Regions from separate parts of the Homo sapiens genome. Here region 1 is linked to region 2. Evidence: read pairs that join two places in POLR2A ChIA-PET (ENCODE). Cell type or tissue: PC-9. All regions are shown on one strand. Links, peaks and the distances in the headings refer to the core of each region. The heading gives the core; the rest is flanking DNA. Region 1 has its middle 8.0 kb from the start of CTB-1I21.1. Region 2 has its middle 17 kb from the start of TGFBI.

Region 1 (5,386 bases), core at 95-5,094, 720 kb after region 2:
CATAAAGAAATTATATGACCTACCTTGTTTGACTGCAGGTCATTAGAATCCCATTCCAGAGAGAGGCCTGCCCCATACCCAGAAGGGAGGAATGTGTGCTTAGCAAGGCCAAGAAGAATCTAGACAGACAGGCCTTGCTGGGTTTACTCAGTCTGTTAGATCAGATCATACCTTCCTGTCTATGTTTCTACATGGCTGTCCATACTTGGTTGAACCTAAGTATAAAAATGGATAATTTCCCCTGTATCTTGGGTCTTCATTCTGAAGGCTCCTACGTATACACATTAAATAAATTTGTATGCCTTATCTCCTATTACTCAGTCTGCCTCATGTCCATCATTTTCAGCAAATCTCCAAAGGGCCAAAGGCCTTGGCCCTTACAACATCAAGAAAAGCTTCAAAGAAAAACTGACCCCTGAGCAAGGTCTTGAAAAGAGAGGGTTAAGACATTTCTGGAAGAGGAAGCTACGCTGAATAAAGGCATGAAACAACGTGGACATGTTTATCCACATTTTACTCATAAGAAGTCTGAGGCTCCAACAGGTTAAAAGCTTGCCCGTGACCATATTATTTGTGTTGCTAGTAAGAGCTTCTCCTGTGTGCCAGGTATTATTCTAGGGGTTGGGAATATGACAGGAAACAAATTCAAATTTAAGTACAGGGATATTTTTATTACTCAACACTGCAATCCCATCTTTTCAGTTTAGTAATGCTACAGAGCACACCTACTCTGCTCAAACATTTTGGGGAATACAGAAATGAGTTATACAAAGCTGTCCTCAAACAATATATGTAATATAGTAATATCCCGTAGTTAAATTTAAATTTGTTTCCTGCCATATTCCCAAATAATTGTGTGGTCCTTTCAATTTTGTAATGTTATCTTAAAAATAATCACTGTTTTGTTTTGTTTTGTTCATTTTATTTACCTGATGACAAAGTGCGAACATTACAAGAAAACCAAAGTCTTATTGACCTGGTACTTAGCACTTGACCAGTGTTTTGATTTATATATTTTTGTTTTTTGTTTTGTTTTGCTTTTTGAGACAGAGTCTCACTTTGTCACTAAGCTGGAGTGCAATGGCGCGATCTTGGCTCACTGCAACCTCCGCCTCCCGAATTCAAGCTATCCTCCTGCCTCAGCCTCCCAAGTAGCTGGGACTACAGGCACAAGTCACCACACCCAGCTAAATTTTTATATTTTTAGTAGAGGTGGGGTTTCACCATGTTGGCCAGCATGGTCTTGATCTCTTGATCTCATGATCTGCCTGCCTTGGCCTCCCAAAGTGCTGGGATTACAGGCATGAGCCACCATGCCTGGCCTGATTTATATATTCTTATGAACAAAATTATGTGAATTCTGGCCCAAAGGCAATTGGGGGCTGTTTTATTTGAACTCAGACTGTGTAACATGAATTGTCATCATGAGAGAGGGAAGTCTTTGCAGTTAAGCTGTTGGGGCTGCCATGTAGGTTTCTTGTGCTAAATCCTTGAGGGGGTTCCCAAACCCATAAATGAGAATCCATACTCAATCTACTTTTATGCCTAGAATCTTTTCATATGGGTACCTGAACATCTACCTCTGGCTGTTAGAGGAAACAGCAGTGATGAGATCCAGGTAGATAATGTCAACCTCCCCCTCATGATACTTCTGTGTTAAACAAAGGTGAACTGTGTCATCTTAACTCAAGTCTTTACATCCCCTTAGGTCCTCCTGGCCTGAGCTGGGAGGTATTCAGTGATGTCCTGGATGATGGGACCAGAGACATGAGCATCACTTCCTTTGGGCAGGAAGGAAGGCAGGAAACTGGGAATGACTCTTGAAGCCCACCAAGAGATTCCATTCCTACCCCATCCCCCAAGTAACCAAAGCAACCTCTAGAATCCCCACCTGGAATTTTAGGTCCCAAATTCCAAAGGTAGTCTGTGTGTAAAATTTGGGGCATTAATAACAGGTCCTTTTGGATTTGTTTCATGGCCAAGGAATCTAGAAATACATTCTACTCATGATCCATCCACTTTCCCTACGAGTCCCCAAGAGAAATAAGATGCAGGACAAGTATAAAAGACAGACACACTTCAGTGTTAGTTGAGCCTTTGAACCTAAACCCCAGTATAGAGAGTATCAGTGGGATACACTGTGCCACAAGTAGCACTCCTTTTTCCCACATTAGTTGAGCCCACTCTCCAACCCTGGACCCATGGCAGATACCACTAATCAATTGCAGTACTCTACTGTTGATCCCAGACAGAGCCTCAGACACTTTTTCAATACAGAGCTTTAAGAAGCTACTCCTTATTAATAGGATTAGTACTGTACAAATATAAAGCCTATAAACTATTTTTTTGACCCACGAGATGAGTGAACACTTGCTTGGTTCTGTCCTTGTCTTGCTGCTTCCCGCAGGATTCTTCTGCTATTCTAGGCTTGGCTGCATACCCATAGATTTCAAGCTATTAAGAAAGATGTCACATACTTGGATTTGAGTCACTAAAGCTCTGCCATATAGTTCCTCTCCTTCCTTCCTCTTTTCTTAATCCTTATCATCCAAGTGATGGGAAGGCATTGTGTTTGCTTGATCTTTGTCCATGTGCTTTTTTTCTACCTCTGATTAGAGTCATGCCCTTCTACCTGGGTTATCATTTGTTGGTCTTCTCCCCACCAGCTCATACTCTCTAACAATTTTCAAAAAAGTCAAATTTTCAAAAGTTTAAACAAAGACTAACTGAAACCTTCTCTTTCATTAACAGAGAATCTAATGTGCCAAGTATGCTGACAACTTTGAATTCAATGTCTTTTAATTCATAACTGAAAATGCACCTACTGTCTGAGGGATATTTTATGTTCCACCATCTCATGATGTCTCTGGGATGCTTCTTAAATGATATTCCTGTCACTGAAGCCTCAAACCTTTCTACCTCCTTTAGAAAACTACCTTTCTCTACTTCACCCATATTGCTCCTTGGCTTCCCAGGTTGGGCCCAAATATCCCTCTACTTTCCTTTTATTATGTATTATTACTATTTTTAGAGAAAGAAAGAATCTTACTCTGTTACTCAGCCTGGAGTGCAGTGGCACACTCATAGCACACTGTAACCTTGAACTCCTGGCTCAATCAATCCTTCTACCTGAGTTCCCTGAGTAGCTGGGACTACAGGTGTGCACCACCATGCCCAGCTAATCCTCTTCTGTCCTTGAAGGAAGTCAAAGAAGATGCCAGTGAAGAGGCATAAGTGGCCAATTACTCTTAAGCCCAAAGGCTCTTAGGAATTGACTTCTGCTTCACCAGAGGTGTCCAATATTTTGGCTTCCCTGGGTCACATTGGAAGAAGAAGAATTGTCTTTAGCCCTACATAAAGTACACTAACACTAACAAAAGCTGATGAGCTTAAAAAAAAAAAAAGTTCTGTGTTGGGCCACATTCAAAGCTGTCCTGGGTCTTATCCATGGGCCACAGATTGGACAAGCTTGCTTAGAGGAAGGAATTCAAATCACGATTTCACTCTAACTCTGTTGCTTTCACTCTGATGGAGGTATTAATCTGATGGGTTGGATTTCAGGGCCTCATTTTCCAGTGATTGGGAAGCCCTCAGGACATAAATGGCCTGTGGATAGGCAGACTATGATTTTGATTCCATCCCTCCTGCAGCTGGTGGATGTCTTTCTTACATAATGATAAGGTTCAAAACTTAAATTGGGTGCTGGGAAAGTGGGAGGTAGGGAACAGGCAGACTGTTCTGAGAGCCTCTTTTGTATAAAGCCACTTAGGCTCAACTAAGTCATCACAAATGGTCATGGACAATAGATGTCCTCAATGCCCCTTATCAAGACCCTTAAAATGACTCTTAAAGCTCTAATTATCTAGTCTTGCCTCTGATCTCTCCTATATCCCGAACCATAGTGACTTTATGAAATGTGAAAATCTGATGATATCTCTACTCTTGGAAAGGCAAAACACATTCAGAGCTCTGGGACAAGGATCAGAGAAGTGATCTTGCTTAGGAAAGACAGGCCCCTGCATCCCCATAAGCCATGACTTATTAGAGAATTCATGTTCTTATATAGAGCCACACACACCTCAGCCTGTCCAGTGGGAGCTATCATGATAAGCAGAAAAAGGAGAAGGAACTAGAAAACAATTAAATAAGAAATTGAAAATCTAAGAGTTTGGTCAAATAGGTAGCCTTGTAAGATGCCGTCTTCTGAACCATCAGTAAGTGTCTATGTGGTCTCCCCACAAGCTGAGGATTCTGGGTCTATTTTTGGACAGGATAGCAGGGGTGTGGGCCCCAGGGTGGCAGGCTTGTCTGTTCCCATTTTTAAGCAAGGCCCAAAGCACACTTGGAGGGTTCATCCTGCCCCATCTCTCCTTCCAGGATCCTGGGCCTGATTAAGAAGCAACTCAGATGTAACGCGGTGGGAAGGAGTCTCTCTTCCTTAGCAGTTCAATTGGAAGCAGCCACGGCCAGCTGTCAGCACTGAGGCAGGAAAAGCCAAAAGCAGTTGGAGGCCAGGGCAGGTGTGGTGGGAGTGGGACCGAAGGTCAGATGCAGGAGTGTGAAATGAGGCCAAGCAGGGGCCGGGAGGATGGAGGGGCCTGGAGTCTGAGGCTAGGTCAGCTCTGCAGGAAACATCTAATCTGAGCAGTGTGTGAAAATTGGAGTTTGGGGTCAGAACCAAGGGCAAGCAGAGCTTGTTTGGAAGATGGGGCCAGGTTTCAGGACAGAGCCTTGGTTGGGAGAAAAAAATCACTTCTAGGGGATAGAAGGCCAGAGCATCACCAGAGAGGCCAAGCTTATCTTGGTTCTCCCCTTTCTTCTAAAAATTTTTACCTCCTCTGGTCTTAAAAGTGCAGTCGTCCAAAACTAGTATCTGTTGTAGAGGGAGGTGCTGTTTAGCATTAAATAATCAAAAGACATCAGCAATGTGTGGGAAGCCCAGGAGGGGACAACATCTCAGCTGAGGAGCCCCCTGCATTCATTACCTTCTGGTGCAGCGCTGAGCGGCATAAGCGGGCTGCTTCAACCCTTCTTTGGGTGTAAGGCATATGCATTAACAAGTATCCTTCATTTCAAGAACATTCTATATTTTCTGTGATGAATTTTGAAATAAGTGTTCATCCTGAGGCATCATAAAACCAAATTTGAAAACCACCAGCATGACCAGTATCCAGGTAGCTTTGAGGATAAAAAGAGCAGGAGTGGTTCCTGTACAGCCTCTGTCCTTCCTTCTGTCCTCTGCAAGGACTTATGAGCTCCTTTTCTGGACCAGGATGGCCTTCCCCAATAGATCATACACTTGGAGATGAGCTTCTCAAAACTCTCCAGCATTTTCTTTCCAGTCTCCCGGCTCTCCAAAAGATCTGTAGGGCTGACCAACATTTTA
Region 2 (5,386 bases), core at 77-5,076:
TTTCACCTATGCTGGGTCAACCAGATATTCTGAGGAATTTTAGGAATCACATCCATGGGATTATCGAGGGACCCTGGGGCCAGGCCCCAGTTCCAGAAAGATGGTTTGGTGAATAGATCACTCTCATGAGGCAGTGTATTTCTTTCAGAGGATCCCATGAGATTGGGCCTCAAGAATGGTGCTGACAAGCTGATTTGGAATCCTCTTACTTCCATCTGATCTGAGTTCAGAGCTCTAGGCTATACTCGCCCTTGGGCTTCTACTGAGTGTGAAGGCCCAAGTGCCAGTCAATCCTGTTCATTCATGTTCTGATTATGGGGCACCAGAGGGTGGTGGAGGTGGTGGCCGGAGTCCTTTATCCTGTGTGCTTCCTGCTGCTGCAGCCAGGTAACCTCCCACACTGCTCCACAGGTCAGGATCTATACCATGTGGGCTGTGCCTGTTTCCTCCAAGAGTTTCCAGATCGTTGCTTCAAAGCACCAATGGGCCCTTCAAATTGATGTCCTCTCTTGCATATGATTGATGTGCTGGCTTCATGTCTTCTTGGGCTGGTTGTCATTCATGCCAAATCAAGGACAGAGGTTCCTTGTGCAGATCCAGATAATAATAGAGGTCAGGCCTCTGCCCACCGCTCCCACATGGGGAATGGCCCACGACCATCAGCATCTTTCTACCCTGCATTTTTATTTACCTCTCCTTCATCCATGATTGGATATATAACCCTTATACAGCCAGCACCAAGTGGTCCAGTTTCAAGGAGGTGCTATTCAAAGAAACACAGTCCATCCACCCTAATTAATTTCAAAATAACTCAAGTATTTTGCTCCTTGAAAATTATATGGCTGGGTGTGGTGACTCATGCCTGTAATCCCAGCACTTTGGGAGGCTGAGGCAGGCAGATTACTTGAGGCCAGGAGTTTGAGACCAGCCTGGCCAACATGGCGAAACCCCATCTCTACTAAAAATGCAAAAATTAGCCTGGCATGGTGGCGTGCACCTGTAGTCCCAGCTACTCGGGAGGCTGAAGCAGAAGAATCACTTGAATCCAGGAGGCGGAGGTTGCAGTGAGCCGAGATCATGCCACTGCACTTCAGCCTGGGAGACAGAGCGAGACTCCATCTCCAAAAAAAAAAAAAATTAGCTGGGCACGGTGGCGTGTGCTTGTAACCTCAGCTACTCGGAAGGCTGAGACATAAGAATCTCTTGAACCTGGGAGATGGAGGTTGCAGTGAGCCAAGATCTCTCTGTTGCACTCCAGACTGGGAGACAGAGAGACTCTGTCTCAAAAAAAAAAAAAAAAAAAAAAAAAAAAAAAGAAAAGAAAGTTATATAAGGGATCTAAGTACATGCTCCATGGGAATTCCATACATTCACCAGACAGTCCACAGCTGCTCCAGCCAGCTCTCTTCAAAGTTCTTACCCTTGCCAAAACTCTTCCTAAATCCACAGCTCTTATGGCTTTTCTTCTTTATTTCTATGCCTCCCTCCGAGGAATTAATTATCTAGATTTGTGCTGTCTAATATGGTAGCCACTGCCATATGTGGCTAATTAAGCACTTGAAATATGGCTAGTTTGATTTGAGATGTGCTATAAGTGTAAAATGCACACTGGAGTTTGAAGACTTGAGATGAGAAAAAAAGAAATATAAAATGTCTGACTAATGTTTTTCATATTGATTACATGTTAAAATGATAATGTTTTAAATATATTGGCTTCCATAGAAATATTTTTAAGATTAATTTGTACCTGTTTCTTTTTACTTTCGTAATATGGCTACTTATAAAATATGATTTTATATTTATAAAGTATAAAATTACATATGTAGCTCAGGTTGTATTTCTACTGGACAGCCATGGATCAGATCAATTAAGACTACCTAGAAGTCTTCACGTTTTTCTCCTTGCTCTGTGGTTCTTCTTTGCCCTGATATCTTGATTTAAAAACACAAAATCTCCTATTACTGGTCTGGCAGAAATGAAACTCTTCTTAGATAGGATGTCAAAGAGCAAAGACCCTAGAAACAAATGCATTCATCATTTTTGTCCCATCACACAGATGTTAACTTGCATTTGGATTCAAATTGACATTTTAGGAAATAACTAGATTCACAGTCTGTGGAAATTGCCATCATAACTCTTTACCATATAGAAACAACATCAAATGGAGGAAGAGGAATAAATTTTTTTTTCCTGAAACTCTAACAAATTCACATTTTAGTCTAGAGTTTAAATTATTTCATTCATGAGGGAGCTTCTCTCTAACTTCTGTTCTTTCCAGGCTCTGTCACAATCCCATGCTACTTAGTAGACACAACTCGAGTAAGGCAATTAGCTCCTTTGATTTAAAACTGGCAAGAAACATTTTCCTATTTCATTTTCTGCACTTGGATAAATGTCCAGTTCCCAATCCATCATCACCAACAACTTAAGATTCCACCATTTAGTTCCCGCTTCAAGGAGACTGTCCTGAACCATGAAAGCAAAGCTGCCATGACTCACACTTCACATAAAACATGTCTGGATGTTTGGGAAAACAGCCAAAAGCACTTAATATAACCTTACGATAGGAGATATAAGGTAGTTGGGAATACAATAGGAGGATTCGTTTTAAGCTTTGAAATACTTTTTATCTGATAATCTTTTAAGTCTTTTTTGGATTAAAAAGCAATGCACATTGACAGCTGACAGGAAAAGAATTTCAATATCTAAGTGTTCACATATGTGAAAAAAATTGAATGTGGACTGAAAGCACGCATTTGAAATAAATCATGGCTAATGGACAAAAGAGGATCTTTTGCCTGGTAATTATTTTCCCTAGATTAATAAGGGAACAATTTAATCTGGGTGGTTGTAGTAAAAGATTTAAAAGCTAACTACTTATTGTTGTCAGCCTGTGGTTTTGAAAATCAGAAAAGAACTTGAAAAATGGTTTCCTAGAATCTCTAAGGAATAGGGGAGAGGGGGAAGGCTCTCTCAGGTATATGATATTTTCTTCCTATGATACCATATTTTTTTGCATATGAAGAACACACATATACAATTTTAGAATTTGTTAATATTTGCTGTAGTTTTATGTGTTTAATATTTCAGACAATTGCTTGTTCATGTTACTTGAGGAAGAGGAAGTAGAATGTTGTGCAATTAAATGGAATCTCAAGAATTAACGCTGATATTTAGTAAGCCACTTCCTCTTACCCTAAGTGTCTAATTCATGCATTTCTCTATAAACGGCAAAACTGCAGATCTCATCAAAAATTTTGTACTCAAAATATGAATCTCTGAGTTCTTAGTTAACTTTAAGGTGTCATTTTCTTAAACATCTGTTGAGACAAGAGGCAGATCAGAATTTAGATATTCCACAACTGTTTTATTCTATGAAGAGATGCATGTACAGACATGAGCAAACAAAAGTTTCTTGGTGTTTGGTCTAGAAGGTTCTATTTTTTTCTCCTCTGAGCTGAAGTTCCTGTGTAGAGTGAGACCTCATAGTAGAGTGGAAGTTGGAAACATTTGTGGAGATACAGGCACTTAAGCAAAAATCAGAGAAGAGCTGCAACTTCTACTGGCTCTGACCTGAGGCCAGCTGTACACATCACAAAACCCCAGGGTAATGTCCTCTAGCTCCAACCATGTTGTTGCATATGACAGGACCTCATTCTTTTTATGGCTGAATAATATTCCTCTGCATATGTACCACATTTTCTTTATTCGTTTACCCACTGAGGGACATTTGGGTTGATTCCATATCCTGGCTATTGTGAGTAGTGCTTCAATAAACATGAGATTGCAGATATCTCTTCAATATACTGATTTCCTATCTTTTGGAATTATTTCCAGCAGTGGGATTGCTGGATTGAATGGTAGCTCTATTATTAGTTTTCTGAGGATTGTTCTATATAGCGGTTGTACTCATTTACATTTCCACCAACAGTGTATGAGGGTTCTCCTTTCTCCACATCCTGACCAGCACTTGTTATTATTGCCTGTCTTTTGGATGAAAGCCATTTTAACTGGGGTGAGATGATATCTCATTGTAGTTTTGATTTGCATCTCTCTAATGATTAGTGATGTTGAGCATTTTTTTCACAAACCTGTTGGCCATTCGTATGTTTTCTTTTGAGAAATATCTATTCAGATCTTTTCCTCATGTTTTAATTGGATTATTTGATTTTTTCCTATTGAGTTGTTTGAGCTTCTTATATATTCCAGTTATTAATCCCTTGTCAGGTGGGTAGTTTGCAAATATTTTTCCCATTATGTGGGTTGTCCTTTTGCTTGTTATTTTTTCTTTTGCTCTGCAGAGGCTTTTTAGCTTGATATGATCCCATTTGTCCATTTTTGATTAGGTTTCCTGTGCTTTCGAGGTCTTACTCAAGAAATCTTTGCCCATACCAATGTCCTGAAGAGTTTCCCAAATGTTTTCTTTTAGTAGTTTCATAGTTTCAGGTTTAGATTTAAGTCTTGAGATAAGGGTCTGGTTTCGTTAAGTGGAATAAGCCAGGCACAGAAGGACACATTTTTCACATGTTCTCACTCATATGTAAGAATTAAAATTTTTAAAAAATTGATCTCATGGAGATACAGATGATTACCAGAGGTAAGGAAGAGCAGCAGGAATGGGGGGGTAAAGTGGGGATGGTTACTGGGTACAAAAATGCAGTTAGATAGCATGAATAAGATCTAGTGTTCAGTAGCACGACAGGGAGACTGTAGTTAACAATGATTTATTGTGTATGTTTAAATAACTAAATGAGTGGAATTGAAATGTTCCTAACACAAAGAAATGATGAAAACTTGAGGTAACGGATACTACAATTATCCCAATTTGATCATTACACATTGTATGCCCTGTATCCAAACATCAGATGTACCCCATAAATACACACAACTATTCTGTATCCATAACAAATAAAAACAAAACAAAAATGACCCCAAAAAAACCCCAAGGTAGCAGCAGCCTTCAGAAATCTTTTTCCCCATCCTCCCTCTTTGCAGGGCTTGTCCTCAGCCAAGTGTAATAGATGGCTGTATGTTCTTAAAGCTCTCCTTGGGAAGCCGCCCAGCAGCCTCTGCAGCCTGTTCCAAGCCTAACACTCAAGAGGCCCTTTTAAATGTGTAATATAAATTTGCCCCGCTCTAACCTGGGGCCCTGCGGGGTACTGGCCTTAACAGCACATGCCTAGGTGAGACACAGGGAGAGAGGCTGACTCATTTCTGTCTCTGCTAAATATCTATTCTCTTATGTGTACTAGGGAAGCAACACTTTCTAACATTTCTCTTGAGACCTGTGGTTTGGGACTAAGAAGATAATAATGAAAGAAGTTATCTGGCTCTTTAATAAATCCTGCCATATGCCTGCAACCCCATCGGTACAGATTCTTATCTC

What was found. Peaks named below come from ENCODE experiments on the same cell type or tissue, not always from the same donor. Only the 100,000 strongest peaks of a DNase experiment are listed, where the experiment ranks them.
Region 1: POLR2A ChIA-PET joins it to region 2 with 7 read pairs; 1 of 35 experiments calls an interaction of 5 or more read pairs at or near these places.

The regions. Positions count from the first base shown.
Region 1 is chr5:136,724,259-136,729,644 of GRCh38, forward strand. No RefSeq gene overlaps it. Among named protein-coding and RNA genes, the nearest start is that of CTB-1I21.1, 8.0 kb to the right of the region's middle. In PC-9, for the core only: no CTCF peak of the experiment used is centred there; a DNase peak (open chromatin) is centred at 103; H3K27ac peaks cover 866 bases.
Region 2 is chr5:136,009,059-136,014,444 of GRCh38, forward strand. No RefSeq gene overlaps it. Among named protein-coding and RNA genes, the nearest start is that of TGFBI, 17 kb to the right of the region's middle. In PC-9, for the core only: no CTCF peak of the experiment used is centred there; DNase peaks (open chromatin) are centred at 2,513 and 3,163; H3K27ac peaks cover 2,084 bases.